Linked DNA regions of Mus musculus: region 2 is linked to region 1. The links are chromatin loops, found by intact Hi-C in ENCODE. Cell type or tissue: heart. All regions are shown on one strand.

What was found. A loop is a pair of places that touch in the nucleus more often than their neighbours do. Peaks named below come from ENCODE experiments on the same cell type or tissue, not always from the same donor. Only the 100,000 strongest peaks of a DNase experiment are listed, where the experiment ranks them.
Region 2: it touches region 1 in a loop (2.6-fold over the local background); 4 of 42 quality-filtered maps call a loop at or near these places.

Annotation. Positions count from the first base shown.
Region 1 is chr5:31,921,766-31,929,765 of GRCm38, forward strand. The region is part of intron 7 of Babam2 (BRISC and BRCA1 A complex member 2); the gene reads left to right. Among named protein-coding and RNA genes, the nearest start is that of Gm52770, 73 kb to the right of the region's middle. In heart, a CTCF peak has its summit at 4,985 (motif pointing right); no DNase peak of the experiment used is centred here.
Region 2 is chr5:31,558,870-31,566,869 of GRCm38, forward strand. It overlaps a transcript of Slc4a1ap not described here. Among named protein-coding and RNA genes, the nearest start is that of AI839979, 8.5 kb to the right of the region's middle. In heart, a CTCF peak has its summit at 4,878 (motif pointing right); DNase peaks (open chromatin) are centred at 3,612, 4,862, 6,412, 7,792 and 1 weaker place; H3K27ac peaks cover 2,050 bases.

The sequences.
Region 1 (8,000 bases):
TATCTGCTATTATAGATGGGGAGGCTCGTTACTTGTCTAAAATGTTAGCAGTAGAAGAGGGACAAAGGGAACAGATTTCTTTGAGGATATGTAAGCCAGTGTTCTAGATGTTTTGCATATGTGATCTCATTTCATGCTTTCGAAGACCCATCTGAAGTAGGTGACATACTTCTATATTTTACAAGTGAAGAGGCTGTGGTTCAGACAGGCAAAGTAAATTACAGTGCAAGTAAATGTCAGGGGCTATTGGACTCCAGCCTGCCCTGATTCTAAGGTTCACATCTATGAACTCTCTACTTTTCCGGACTCCCAGGAACCACAGTGGACTGGCCTTGAGCATGTGGTGATGAGGGGGGACACTGTCACTTCTTAGTCCTGGCAGCATCCAGGACTGAGCCACTCCGTTCTCTTTCAAGATCACGTTCAGATTAACAGCTTGTGTACCTGCTCCATATTCACATTTCTCGGCAGTTCTTTGAAAGTGAGCTATAACTAATTACTAATACTAAGAACAAACATGAAAACAAGTATCATTTACAAAAAGATAATTATAAACAGGGTTTGGTCCCTTTTTTTGACAGACTACAATTTATTTGCATCAATTGCCTAATCAGCCTCTGGACTTTTTCCCAAAAAGAAAATGGAGTTCAAACCATTTCTTAGAAAGGAAAGTTGCCAGGTTCTTGGGACACCAGGCCTCCCAATTTTGGTAGCTGGAGTTCCCACATGGATTTTTATCATTTTTGTCGTGAGCACTGAGCCCTGAGCACTCTCCCTGGAGAATGGAGAGGTTTGCATGGTATACAACACTCCAAATCACGCACTCAGGGTGATACGTTCTCCTGAGACATGGATGCTCTAGGAGTTTGCACATAGCACCCTTACCAGAAGACGAACCTGCAGCTTAGTAACTCACTTGGTTAAACAGTTTAGGGCCAAGAGCCCTGTTTCCTGAAGGACTTTGGCCATAGACCTGGATGCCCTGAAACTGGCACTCTGTGACTAGTAGGGCTTGTGGGTCACTTTTGCCATGTGCAAAGCACTTGCTTGGGTAGAACTACTCATTTCTGTGCAGCAGCCTCAGCATTATCTTTGATCTGTTCTTCAATAACTCCCCTCTAACCCTTTGTAGGAGGGGAAGAAGCCCCTTAAATTCAAGGACTTCTTCCCCTTCCCTGAGCTTTCTTTGGTTTGGGCATGTAGAGGGAAAATTACAGGAGGTGCCAGGGTGACTGACTGAAGATACAGGGAAGAATGGGACATTCCAAGAATGGGAGTGAGCCAAGGACGACTGGAGCTGCTCCCCACTTTGAACTCAAGCTCTTAACACCAACAGCAGTATTGGTATTGGAGTCGCCATATACTGGTGTGATACCAGAATAGCCAACCCACTGTTGTCATCACTGCAGATTGTTCTTGCAGAGTTAAAATAGAGTCAGGTCCATGAAGAGGTGTGACCTGAGGAGTTTTGGAGGATGGTCACCAGCTACCAGGCAGGCATCGAGGCAATGACAGATTCACTTCTTTTGGCTGCTTTCTACACCAGGCTTTGGCATAAAGTTTTACAGTAACTTTCATGTGCTAGTCCTTGCCAGCTCAGCCTTTAATTTAGTTGGGGGCTGAGAGTGGGTGGAGAGTTGAGTTCTCCATAGCCATCCTTTCTTCACTGAGCCTGGTCTCCTATCTCTGTCTTCATAGTAAAACCTTTCAGCAATCACTTGAGCAGTTTTGTGTGTTATTCTTAGTGAGTAACACTTTGATACATTAACACCTGGCAGCATTTCACTTGAAGTTGTGGAGGGTGTATTTTTTTTTTTTTACTGTGACTTTAGCATTTAAGAAAGCAAAGCTTGTTCAGATTTTGGATCCTGCTTCTTGGATGCTCCTCTTCACAGAGGCCTGTTCACAAGATGCTCCCCAATACTCAGATACTCAGATGTTTTTATTGAGCATTCTCTTGGTTCACTGTCACGCCTATACCACCTGTGCTGGCTAACAAGACCTCTTCTGCTTTATTCTGTCCATACACATGTGGACTTCTCAGCATAGCATTTCTGAAACAGCTTCTTCGAGCCAACTTGGTTTCGGTCAAGACTTTGGAATTGGTATTCCAAACTATAGCAGCTCAGGTTGCTATTTAATCGAGTCTATGGTTAGAGCTAATTAATCTATCCCATCGGGTGTGCCTGTCTTTGAGACCTCTTCAGTACATTGAACACGTTGAATCAGAGCCTTGGGAACTCCTTAGTAGTGTAGATTCTTTGAACCCATTCAGACCTACCCAATTAGAAGTAGGGTGGGGAGATGCAGATATTCTCACTAACTTCATAAGGCATTGAACAGCCCCCAAACTCTGAGAATTAATTCATGGCTTAATGTCTGCTCATTACTCATTTATTTTGGAGTTATTACCTAATTTTCCCCAGGATACATATGATGGCCTTTCTGCAACTCTGCCCTTAACTTGAATCCTGTGAATTGTTCTCCTAGGAAGGAGTCAGCCCATCCTTTCTCTGGGATTCAGCAGTCCCAGAAAAAGCCAGACTCTAGACCCCTTATGACTGTTGGGTGTGGCTCTCCACAGATATGCAGGGGCAGTGGACCTACATGTGACACTTGGAAATCACCTTCCTAGGTCATAGATGACTACTTAGTATATTAGACACCAGAATATAGCCAGTCTAAGCTCTGGAGCCTTATAATAATAGTAATTAAGATAATGATACTTTGTACCTCTCAAGTGTCTTTAAACTGAGGCCTTCAAGTACCATATTAAACAAAGTATGCAACACTTTGGCAAGAGAGGTCAATGCTAAGTTCCTCACTTTCCTAGATTTAAAGCTAAAGAGTACAGTGAAAGCTTAGCTTAGGTATTTCTTCTGGATAATGACACAGTTAACTTGGAAAAGGAAAAAAATTCAAAATAACATTTTTGTGATTTCAGTCAGGGAGCAGGGGTGATAGGTGTTGCCCAGTCTGTCCTGAGTGTGCAAAGCCATATTTTATTACTCTAATTAATGCTTTTAATAACGAGAGGTATTCGGCTGGAAAACACTATCATTTTTCTTGCTAACATTTCTTTATACTAAACCTCATATTTCTTCTGGCTCCTTCATTTATTTTCCTTTTTTTTTTTTTTTTTTTTTTTTTTTTTTTTGGTTTTTCGAGACAGGGTTTCTCTGTGTAGTCTTGGCTGTCCTGGCACTCACTTTGTAGACCAGGCTGGCCTCGAACTCAGAAATCCGCCTGCCTCTGCCTCCCTAGTGCTGGGATTAAAGGCGTGCGCCACCACTCCCGGCTTTACTTTCCTTCTTTTACCCTCCTTTACCAATTTGTAAATTATTCTAGATCAGCAGTTCTCACCCTGTGGGTAGCGACTCTTTCAAAGGGACCACGGAAGACCATGGGGAAATTCCATAATAATCCCAAAATTACAGTTATGAGGAAACAACGAAAATCATTTTATAGTTGGGGGTCACCACAGCATAAGGAACTGTATTAAAGGGTTGCAGCACTAGGAAGGTTGGGAACCACTGCTCTGGATTGAGAGAATGTTCTAAATAGCAGCTGCAGACTTCTTAAGGACCCTTTCTTTCACAAGGAAAACCTTGGGAGGATGAATGTTTAGATAAATAAAGATTTAAGTAGAGACGGCCCAGGAAGTGTGAGTGTGAGGGGGATGTCAGCTGAGGGGCCTTTATGGGGCTCTGCTCTGTGTGGTCATATTGAATGAGGAGACAGAAGCAGGACTCACTAAAGCCTCTACAACCATCTAAGGTTATCACCAGTTTTTCCCGATGTTTCTCTTATATTCCCTTTTGAGATCTTGACTTTGGCCCCTCTGGTGTTTCCTTGCTGTTCCTGTGACTGTTCTGACATTGCCTTCTCTGTAGTCTTCCTATCACTTCCCCCACAAGTCAGTGGGGTTGAATCTTAAATGGTTACATAGTCCAGAAAAACACAATTGAGTACATTTTTAAAAATCTTGAAGGTCAGCATCTTCAAGTACCAAAAAAAGCAAAACCAAGACCACCTAAGTTAAAGTATAAGGAAAAAGGCAGCAGTGAGATGCTCAGTAGAGCCATTGATGACGAACCTGAGGCCCGAGTCTGCAAAGGAGGCAGAGGTGATAGGAAGGAGGGCGCCAAGTTGTCTCTGTGGCAAACATGTCTGTCACCCCCTCACCCCCCCCCCCCCACCAATACTAAATGAAAATAAAGGGGTCTTTGGTTTGTTTGTTTTAAAGGAAGAAAAGGTATTTGGATACTCTGGGGTTTGGCTTGTTGTTTGTGTCTCTGTGCCGTTAGCTGTCCAGGTGGGTAGTCCTAAACAAACATGGTATAGGTTCCCTTGGCTCAACTACCAGAGTATGTGGAAGTAGCATAGCTCTTGAGTGTGCTTACAGATAAAACTGAAGGCAGCAGATTAAGAACTTGAAAATAAGTAGGCATGGTGGCAAGTACCAATGAACCCACAGTACTTGGGCAGTAAAGGCAGGAGGATCAAAAACTCACATCCATCCAAAGTAGTACAGTGAGTTTGAGGCCAGCAGGGCTACTTAGGACCTACTCTCAGGGAAGCCACTTGTTTCGGAGAAAAGGACAGTACATTTATTCTTTTTTTAAATAAATAGTTGATGGAGCAGCTGTCTCCTTATGGAGCATTTGACTGTAGTGCAAAAGATGGTAAGTGTGGCAGATGTGCATTATTTGTGCTTCCCCTTCATACTATGATGGCCGAGCTAAAGGCACTGGGGACAATAAATAGAAATGTGCTTTGTGTTAACAATTCATCCTATGGCTCTTCACTGGGAAAATATAAACAAATATTTGTGTACTGAGGGACATGTACTAGAGATGTAGAAGAAAAGAAGAGACAAAAGGAGGGAGAGAGGGAGGGAGGGGAACCAAATGGCCCACATTGCATCCTTCCTTACTCAGAAGAAATTGAGTATAGGGGCAGGAGGTTCCCCACACAACCACCAGGTGGGGCTGTCAGCCACAGGCAGCTCAGTTGCTGTTTCAGAGCGCTTCCTGTTCTGTCATGAGCCAGAGAAGAAGTATGGAATGAGTTATTTTATATGTTAGTTATTCATAATGAGAAGTGCTTGTATTTTAAGCAATATCTATCTGTCATAGTAGGCTGCTTTATTATGCTAATTATATCTCTCTGAGAAGATAAAAATTTGATTGTTTAATCAAACAATCCTAGCTATTAAAATGCTTCATATTTTCCTCCAGTATTCATTCAAATGTTACCTCCTCCTTAAGGCATTTCTTATATATCTCTTATCTATCCACCAAGTAAAGATTAAAAAATGCCCCTTTCCGTGTTCCTCCTATGTGGTCTCTCTGCCCAATAACAGCTAATATCTTATTGAGTTCATGTTCTTTTTCTGTGTATATCTCCCAGCCACTGATTGGGGGAGCTGATTGGGAGGGTCTTGGGACCACATGTTGTTTACATGTCTCTACCAACTCCTAACAACAAAACCTGGCTGAGTTAGTCACAAATATTTGAAAATTATATTTCTTCATAGACTAAAGAATACTATTAATAGTTCCCATACAGTCTTCCCCTGGACTATAAATAATGATGGGAGTTAAATGCTAATTAAAAAAAAGAAGTGAAAAAAAGTGATGATAGCAGTTTTCCACAAAATAATTAATTTCAGAAGCCCTTTGGAAAGGGCTGCTTACCTTAATCAGAAAAGGCTACAGTATTTATTGCAACAGCCACATAAAGCTTCTTTTACTATAGCTTTGTTCTCAGGGCAGGAGTTATATGGGACTTTGTATGTGAAGTTTTAATTTTGTCATTTATTTGAAATACAATTTTATTGTCTGAGTTGGAAAAAAATCGATCTTTTTCATCTTAAATGACTTTTAAGTACTTTAGGGACATCTTTGCTACCAGGTCAGACTGGAACTTTATAGAGAAATGTGATTCATTCCATTCAATTCCATTGATAGGAATCTCCTTTACAGCCAACTTTATTTTAATTAAATTGGCTCTCTTTCCCTCCCCCCCCTCTTCCTCCCTTCCTCCTTCCCTCCTTCCCTCCCTTCCTCTCTGTTTTGAGACAGTGTTTCTCTGGGTGGCCCAGGCTGCCCTGGAACTTGCTCTGTAGACTAGGCTGACCCATAACTCATAGAGATCCACCTGCCTCCGTGTCTTGACTGCTGGGATTAAAGGTGTGACACTGCTACTTGGCTTTTAAATTGGTTCTCAATAGAAGCAAGTGTGTTGCTTTTCAACTTTTAGATTTCTGTGAGAATAAAAATAGCATTTACGCCAGGCGGTGGTGGCACACGCCTTTAATCCCAGCACTCGGGAGGCAGAGGCAGGCGGATTTCTGAGTTCGAGGCCAGCCTGCTCTACAAAGTGAGTTCCAGGACAGCCAGGGCTACACAGAGAAACCCTGTCTGAAAAAAACAAACAAAAAGAAAAAAAACAAAATAATAGCATTTACTTGAAGAAAACTCTTTAAGTCTTTTTTCTTTATAAAATTATTTCACTGTGTGTGGAAATTTTTGGTCTCTCTAATTTTGACTGGAAAAGTTTCTTCTCAACAACTTAGAAAACTGAGAAGAAGCATTTCATCATTTACAGCAAACATTTATCAAGTGCCTCCTATGGGAAGGTCAGATTATCAGTCTCATGGAAAAACCCCATATATCCAAAGGTGAGATTTCTGCCTCAGCCCAGAAAAGAGCCTTGATCCCTGGACGCAAGGGCAAGGGCATTAGAATTTCTAGAGACCCTAGTCTTAAAATGCAGCCATCTATTTTGTCTTATGCTGTCCTGGAAAACTTGGTTTATATTTAAGCTATCACATAACATATGAAGCTGTAGAGGAAAGGCCATGGATAGATATTATAAAATCTGACATATTTACATGTCAGAGGTCAGATACATTAGTTGAGATTCCCTGTCATGGCCCCTGTCACCAATGTACCCGGAGTCAAACTCATTCTTTCTGTTCAACAAACCATTTAAGGACATGCGCTATGAAGTCAGAAAGGCCTGGGTTCTAATCTCAGACATACCACCCATGGATGAGACAGTCATGAATAGTGTGTCCAGCCATTCAAATTGTTTTTCTCTGTCAGAAATGTCAAACCAGAAAGATAGCTGACACAACTATAGTAGCTATCAGATGATCTGGAGAACATAAAATCCCAGTAAGGAACAAAAAGTAAGACCTTTCTGCTTCCAAAACAGGAAATAAAACAAAAGACGGACTTAGAATGATGTCCAACCTCACCTAAGGATCTAACATTTTGAAATAAAAACAAAATGCCTACGTCAGGATGGATTTGTAAAGGTACAGAATCAGTGCCAAGTGAAGAGGCTCATCCAGGGAGAGAGCACAAACCAAGCAGGAAACTGCTGGGCCGGGCCTCAGTGCACACTGCTCTCATCAGCCTGGCTGGCACTCTGCGTCTCAGGCTGGCCCTAACAGGTTGTTTTGGTTCAGGATCCCTGCTCTTTTGTCACTGTTGCTAGGGGCGTTCCTCTCAGTGGACTAGCAACATTGCACACTACATTTGTATTCTACGTTTGTTTCTTGGAACGGTTGGCTCTTTCTCTCTCTTACTTAGAAGTCGTGCTTAGTCTGTTGGTTTGTTTGTTTGTTTGTTTGTTTGTTTATGGGATGGCTCTCCCTGGCCTTGCTTTTGTCCTCTTGCCTCAGCCACCTGGGTGCTGGGCTTACAGGAATGCACTACCACCAGCTCAGAGGTCACACTCATACTATAGGGGTATTATATAAGATAATGCAATATGGTTTGACAATCCTGCTGCACTCATGAATTCTCCTTGCCAAATGCAGTTTTTGCCTACGTTATTGTTACTTTTTATTGCATAATTTACATTTCAGATTTTTTAACATGGGGTTGTAGAAGGATTTTTAAATTATAAAACAATTTATAGTTGGCAGAGTTACAACTTTGTGTTCATCCACGTTGTAAGCATTTGCCCTTTCTCTCTTTGGCGCT
Region 2 (8,000 bases), 360 kb before region 1:
GTTCTCACCAGCCCAGAAGTTCTCATGAATTTCCTCTTTAATACCTTTAAAAAGTTTTGATAGCATTTTTAATTGAAAATTTTATAATTTCTTTTGTTGAATACTTGTAAATTCCAGTTAAAATTGGCTGCCCGTTCATAATCTTTTTGTTCTGTCACCTGGGACTTCTAGTTTAATAAGGAGAAGAATAGGCAATTTAGGTATGTCAAAAGTTACTTTGCCCTCACCCTCTTTGATCAAATACTTGCAAATTAAATTACCATAACTATCAAACATAAAGGCAGCTGGAAGCCGGGCGTAGTGGCTCACGCCTTTAATCCCAGCACTCGGGAGGCAGAGGCAGGCAGATTTCTCAGTTCGAGGCCAGCCCGGTCTACAAAGTGAGTTCCAGGACAGCCAGGACTATACAGAGAAACCCTGTCTCGAAAAACAAACAACAACAACAAAAAATAAAGCCAGCTGGAGGGGCAAATGATGTTTCCTTCAAACACTCTGCATCTATTTCTCTACTTACTAGTTTCTCCCATGCAAGTTGCAGCCAACTTTCTAGCTTGGTGGAATTTGCTGCTTATGAGAGTAGCTCCTTTGGTTCATTGTGTCATGTGTGAGGGGGCTCAGGACACCAGATGGTCACTCCTTCTGTGAGTCTTCTGAACTGAGCCAACAAGGTTTCTTACAAACCATGGTGAGGGTATTGTGTCTTGCCCCTCTGAGGGTGTTGTGCACCATGGGGAGTTCCCCTGCCACCTGCATCCTGTTGGGCTGGAGGGAACAAATGTCTTTGTCTTCCTAGTCTTTAGCATCCAGCAGTCATAGACGTGTAAAGTGAAAGGGGCTAGGTTGTAAAAAACAGGAGAGGATACAGAAAAACAAAACAAGTAATGGCAGGGGCAGAGAATGCTAATAAGTATTCTCAAAACTAGTTGGTGCTCCATCCAAATGTTGTGAAATGAAAGAGTATACAACAACCAATTCAGAATGAACCAATATACTTTCCACTGAAATCAGAGCCCAGTAAGAGCTCACCAGTGTCTACCTGATAAGGCAGCCCAGACAGTTGGACACACAGAACCCTTGCAGATAGACAGCATGGACCTTACCACCTTCGCCAGTGATAAAGTATCCTGGCAGATCAGCCTAAGGAAGGGTTTCAGTTTGCTTACGGCTGGGGAACATCTGTACCCTGAAGGGAGTCAAAAAGCAGCAGGAGTTTGAGGCATAGTTGCATCGCCTCTGCCATTAGGAAGTGGGTAGTGTGAATGTCTGTGCTCAGCTAGCTTTCTTCTGTTTTAAACTACCCGTTTATTGGTTATGTGTGTGGTGTGGATGTGAAGGTCAGGAGACGCTGGTCCTCAGGCTCAGCAGCAAGCATATTTACACAGTCTCACCAGTCCTTGCTCTCCTTATACAGTCTAGGACACAAGTCTAGGAAATGGTGCCACCTATTATTAGTGTGCCTTCCCACACAGTCAACATAACCCTCACAGTATGTCTAAAGGCTTGTCTCCTAAGGGAATCTAGATCCTATGCAGTTGACAGTTAACACTTAGGTGTGGCGTGGCTGCACTGTGCCTGTTGACCGCATGCATGGGGAGGCAGAGACAGATGGATCCCTGAAGCTTACTAGGCAGCCAACCCAGCTGAGCCAGTGAGCTTCAGGGAGATGGCTTGTTCCAAGAAAAGGGCAGGCAAGATGGCTCAGTGTGTAACAGCACTCCCCACTAGGCTTGACAGCCCAGGTTCAATCCCAGGGACCCACATGGTAGGAGAACTGGCTTCCATGTGTGTGTCATGGCATGTCCATATGTCTCCATCCCAGCAGGCACATCTCCATTATCATAAGCACAGGCCTTGTAATGCATTCTAAAGGAAAGAGCAGCCTTCCCTAATCCAGAGGCTTGCTGTGTGTGCCTGGAAACCACAAGCAAAGCGAACACTGTGGTGATGGAGGGCTCGCCAGGGTCCCTCTGACTTTGCAGAGTGGTAATGACAACTCCAGTCATTATCTTCTGCTTCTGAAGGGTCCTGAGAGTGAGTAAGTGTCGGTACACAGTAGGATTCCCCTAAACTGGGAACAATATAAAAATGTATGTCTCTCCTGCTGAGGTATTCTGAGAGACCATGAGATGTACATGAAGATGCCTTGAAAACCATAATTTGAAAGAAAAAAAAAAAGGAGTCTATGTGAGATGAAAACACACTTTCCTTAATTGAAGAAAATTGTAGCCCAGAGCTCTGGTACTAACCAGTACCCCCCCCCCAGCTGTCTCTCTAGTTGCATATATAGCAGAGGATGGCCTAGTCGGCCATCGGAGGAAGGAGAGGCCCTTGGTCTTGCAAAGATTATATGCCCCAGTACAGGGGAATGCCAGGGCCAGGAAGTGGGAGTGGGTAGGTTGGGGAGCAGGGTGGGGAAGCTATAGGGGGCTTTGGGGATAGCATTTGAAATGTAAATGAAGAAAATATCTAATAAAAAAAGAAAATTGCTAAATTTGATGACTCTAAATACAAAAAAAAGAGAAAATCATAATTTGTACATAGTTGCTAGGGTGATTTTATGTCCTGTATCCCCCCCTCCATCCTTTTTTTGGGGGGGAGCTTCCCTCCCACGGTCACACCTTTCCCCACCCCCTCCCACCTCCATCCAAGGAGTGAAGTGATTTTCCTAGTGTATTCAGTCTTGACCCCCGGATGGCAGGGTCTGGGTTACTGTATCTGGTTTTTTAGGAATCTCCATGTTCCAGCTGGGTTGACTTCTCTGGTCAGACTGGAGTTGCTTAGAAGCAAATGGACTTCCTACATAGTATTCTTTTGGGGGCTGCCCTTGCTGAGAATCCCTTCCCTTACAGCCAGTCCCTAAAATACATATTCCCTTTTTAAGAAGCGTGCAGTTTGTCTCTTCTGTGTGAGTTTATGGTGCATGTGCAGGTGCCTACAGCGGACGTCCAGGAGAGGATGTTGCAGCCCGTGGGGTTGGTTGCTGGAGGACGCTGTGAGTTATGGCCGCTGGGAACAGATTCCTATCCTCTAGAAGAGCAGTAAGGGCTCTTGACTGCTAAGAGTTCCACACTCCCACCACCACCACCACATATGTCTAAATTTTGTTTACTTGAGCATAGTGGCTTTGTGTGACTTTAGGGCAGTAGCATCTAATAGCAGAAATGACAGGGCAGTGCAGTGGACAGGCATCAGCAAAGCTTTGGGAAGGAAAAAGCAGAGTAAAGTATTAGCACGAGGTATGTGTCCTCTTCTTGAGACCAAAACTCTTTGAGATCAGAGACTTCTTACCATACAAAGTACCTAGCACATTCCATCAGTGGTTTTTGACTGCTTGCCATAAACATTCTTCCTAGAATTGTTCCAAAACAAATAGGAATTGGAATGAAGCTTAGCCCCTTGAAGTCTAAGCCCTTACTACATCCCTAGAACTGGAAGGGTTAGCCGTCTTTGGAAATCCAACACATTTCTGAACTAACTTTGAAGCCCTTAGCTGTAACCTGAAATCTGTTTTACCATTGAAAAGCTGCCGCCGCCACCCACCACATAGCATGTGACAGGGACCAGCAGCTGTAGATGGCTTCCTGAAAAAATGGAAGCCAGAGGGAAGCCTGCCAGCTCTGTGGCAGTCAGAAGCAGGGATCTTCCTGGAGGAAGAGGGGGGCGTGTTGGGGCTGAATCCCATACAGGATTTGATCCAACCAGATGCTGAGCTTCTGGGAAATGACATAAGGCCCGTTGACCTTTGGTGAGTGGGTCACGCTATCAAACCAGAATGGTCTTCCTTTGTGACTAACCATTCTTTGATCCTGAGACTTGTCTCTTTAAGTTTTCACAATGTCTCTGTTCTCTAGCAGACCTCGCCATGCCTTGGATTAAGGGGTTTGCCACACCATGCTTCATGGTGGATCTGAGACCTCTATTCCATGGGAGGCCAGCTTTCTCCTCCATAGCACTTGGCATCGGGAGAAGAGTTAGCCAGCTTGGCATGTGAAGGGAAATGGCTCCTTCCTGAGGGCAGCTTCTTCATCCCTCTCATCTGGTTCAGATTGTTCAAGTAAAGCTTTAAACCACACTGCCCTCACGCCAGGCCTCTTCCCAGGTTTCCCCTGTCTGCTAGCTGGCTCTGCTGCCATCGGATACACCCTTACACGGAGTGCCTGGCTCTGAAGCCTGAAGGTTCCCCAGGATCAAATCCCTGCAATACGCTTAGGCTTTCTGTACTTTTTTGGTCATCATGAGTCCTGGCGTGCTTTTATCATGCCCTTTATACCACCTGATTAGGTATGCTGATAATCTAAATCTCCAACTTTGAGGCCAGCCTGGTAACTTCAAAGCCAGCCAGGGCTACATAGTAAACCCTCTCTCAATAACAGACACCCCCCCAAATCCTCTTCTTTTGAAGTAGGCTGTTTTCTTAGAGCTCTATTAAGCAAACATGGTGTGATTTGGGCATGTGCAGGGGACCCTGGGTAGCCATGGTTAACAAGGAGTGACTGTACCTAGAGGTGTATATATTAGAAAATTGTGATTGGTAAAATTGTTTTTATTTTCTTCGAAGTGTCATTTTAAAAATAGTGTCCCTTTAAAACAGTCTTCAGTTCACAGAGAAGTTGAACAGCCAGCCTGTAGTCCAGTTTCCTCTGTCCCTGTCTTCACACATGTGGCCTCTCTGTTGTCAGCATTCCCCACTACAGTAGCTTCGCCCCCTCCCATGGAGGAGCACCGGCTTCAAGATGCTGACTTTAATTGGGGTAGAAGTCTTCTGCTGGCCCTGGACAGTGCTGATTTGGAAGCTTGGCTTTGCTTTCCTTGGTCAGGTTGGCTTTTGTCCCTCAGATCCCTTCCGAAGCCCATGCAGCAATGTTAGGGAGCAACCACACGAGGGCAGTAGAGAACCACGACTATTCAGCTAACTTGCAAAGTCTGAGGAAAAGGCTCCAAGTCAGAAAAAAAGGATCAAAGAGAGCCAGTCTTCTGAAGGAAGTTGAGGGAAGCAAGTTGTTTCAGCGCAGCAGTGTCTTTCCAAACCTGACACCTGAAGCAGCGCGCTAGCCCGGGGACTTAGCCAAGGTCCAACAGCTGTGCCCCAAATCCCTCTCCAACCAGAGGCTGCTCCCCAAATCTCTTTCCAACCCATCGTTTCTGCCCTTGTTTTCTCCTTGAGAGTCATTCGCCAGTCACAGGGAGAACAGTCAGTGGGAGATTTGGGCCATCCCATAGTGCTCTTACAACTTTATGGTTTACAGAGGATTCTCACACCTCTCCTTCCCCAGATCTGTCCTCTGTCGTACTTGAGTGGCAAAAAGGGCATGGCTGTCATTGATGTTGAAGGAAACAGATTGGAAACTAGTGACTTTTGAAGACACACCTAGTTTGCCTCGCTAAACCAGAAACCCTGTTTTGGGCAAGCTGACTGGCCATTGAGCTCTCTAGATCTGTTCGTTCCTGCCCCAATTCCCCGCCCCTCCCAATGCTGGAAATACAGGCACATGGAGCTGTGTCCATCTAGGGGTTCAAACCTGGGTCCTCATGCTTATCGAGCAAGCCCTCTTCCATGCTGAGCCATTCCCATCCCCTGCTCCCAAAGTTAACTTTCAGTGTGGGTCCAGTTAAGAGCAGGGCTGGAAACTATAGCTTGCTCAGGTGGTGACAGCCAGGTGCCAGCCAGGTGCACACAAAGCCCTGGGAACATTGTAGCACACACCTAATCGCAGTACCCAGGACATAGATACAGGAGGATTCTTGGTTAATAGGGAGTCTGTGGCCAGCCTAGTATATGTGAGACCGTGGCTCAAAACTGTTGTTGGTAGACAGCAAGGCAAAGAGTAGGAAGTTTAAGGTTCCCAAAGTCAAGTTTTAAGAAACTCTGGTAAAGCAGGAAGATGTAACAAAACTATTGACAAAATAATTGCAAGCCTGAGTCTGCCTAAGCAACGGAACGCTGAACTGTTCACCTTCTCCTCCGCCTCTGTAGAGTGGGGTATGGAATTCCTCCCCGCCTTAAGTCACATTAGAATGGTGCGAAAGTGTGTTGAGGCTTCGAAGGAATTGGTTGTGCTAGTGTCTGTCTATCCAGGCCCTACCTTCTCTTTGCCGAGAAACCCAATTACTAAGTACAGTTGAGCTTACTGCCCACACATTCTGAAGTGGGGAGGACAGAAGGCCTGGAGAATCCCTGCAATCATTCTGGGAACAAGTCCTAGCGCATGTCACTGTTTGCTCTGTCATCCCAATTCAATGACCTCATATGAGGAAGGGCGGAGCCGAGGGAGCTGTCCTCCAGATACCTAAAGAGGCTCCTGACATACTGTTTTCATTGGCAGGGAGCAGGCCCAGGGTTGGTGTTTGAAGTCTGAGCTAATCTTGGAAAAGAAGAACAGTACCTCCCACAGCTGGCCAGGCTTCTGGGGGAGCTGTCCCAAGCTGCCCCAGAGAGTGCTGGTGTGGGCACTGGAGTCCAGGACACACTGCCATGGCCCCATGTTCTCATCAGCCACCGCACTCCCTGAGTGAGGACATGCCATCATTGAGGCATCCAGGGCCTGGGGCTGGGACAGCTCCTAAATTGATTGTTATGGGATTACTGGCCTGGATTGGCAGAGGGTGCAGTAATCTCGGGAGCTGGAGAGCGTCACTGACCTCAAGCATCTATCCTTGAGGTTGCCTCCTGTGGACCTGGTCTTTTAGGGAAACAAGTCAGGCATGTGTCAAAAGGCCGGGTAGGACCTCTCAGTGTCCCTTCACCACAAGGACTCCTCTTATCCATCCTTTGAATACTTAACAATGTGTTCAGTTGGTTGAGATGCATGGCTGTGATTTTTAGTTGTTTTTTTTTTTTTTTTTAAAGACAGTCTTGCTATGTAGCTCAGGCTAGCCTTGAACCCTCAGTTTTCCTCCTTCAGTCTGGAGTGCTAGGATTACAGTTAAACCTGCTTAAACTAAGGTTTGAATAAAGGATTTTTTTTTGGTCCCCAAATTGAACGTATCAATCTTTAATTTCTAGTCTTTTGGTGATAAAATACCCTCATAGCTACAAATAATCATTTCAGATCAACTGAGATACCTAACATCACTATGCTGGGTTAATATCCTAGTCAGAAAAAAAGAAACTTGACATTTTTAACTGTCCTGTTAATCCTGGTTGGACTTTGAAAAGAAATATTTTTAATAGCCGGCCAACTACAAGGAAGACAGTTGGATTTAGAGGTGACAGCTGGACTTTGAAGGATAAAGCCAGAATTCATAAGCAGAGAGGAAGAGAAAGCTGCTACAGAGAGAGTGGGATGCCCAGGTCGCATTCCGACATCTGCATCCCGAGACTGACCAGTTAGATGGGGCTGTGGCTTGAATGCAGTGGTTTAGAGCCAGGCTCTGGAGTGGAACTAACGAGGGTGGAGATGAGAACCGGAAATCTTACGGTTGAATGTCCCAATCTTTCCACATCATAGTCTGGAGAAATAGAGGCAGGAAATCCCATGGCAGCCCCTTTGGTTCCCATGGGCAAGAGAGGGAAAGAATATATTGAAGGATAAACCAAAAACTGCCCAGAGCCAGCCAGAAACCTGTCTCCCACCCTGGCAGCCCCACCCTTTAGCTCCAAGAGAAATCATTTATTTTGTATGATTTTTAAAAATTGGCTCATCTCATAAATGTTCCAGAGTTGGAACAGGCTGTGCCATGGCTGAAATAAACCTGCTGAACAAATAAACAAGGCAGGCTGTGGGGTTGGGGAAAGCACAAAACAAGGCCCCATTGGGCCCGAGGGGCTCTGCAAGGCTGCCCAGAATCTAGGCTCTGTCTCTTTTCTTAGTGTAGGATCCAACATCACATATCTAGATCACATGGCCCATTTAGTCTCAGATCTATTTGCTTTTTAGTGTAAGATGCCTTCTCGGCCATCTTGGTCTCCTAGACACTGACCCCTCCTCCAGAGTGCAGGCCAGCTGGGAGTAGACTGCTCCTCAGCCGAGCTAGGTTGACAGGGCTTGTGATGAGGGACT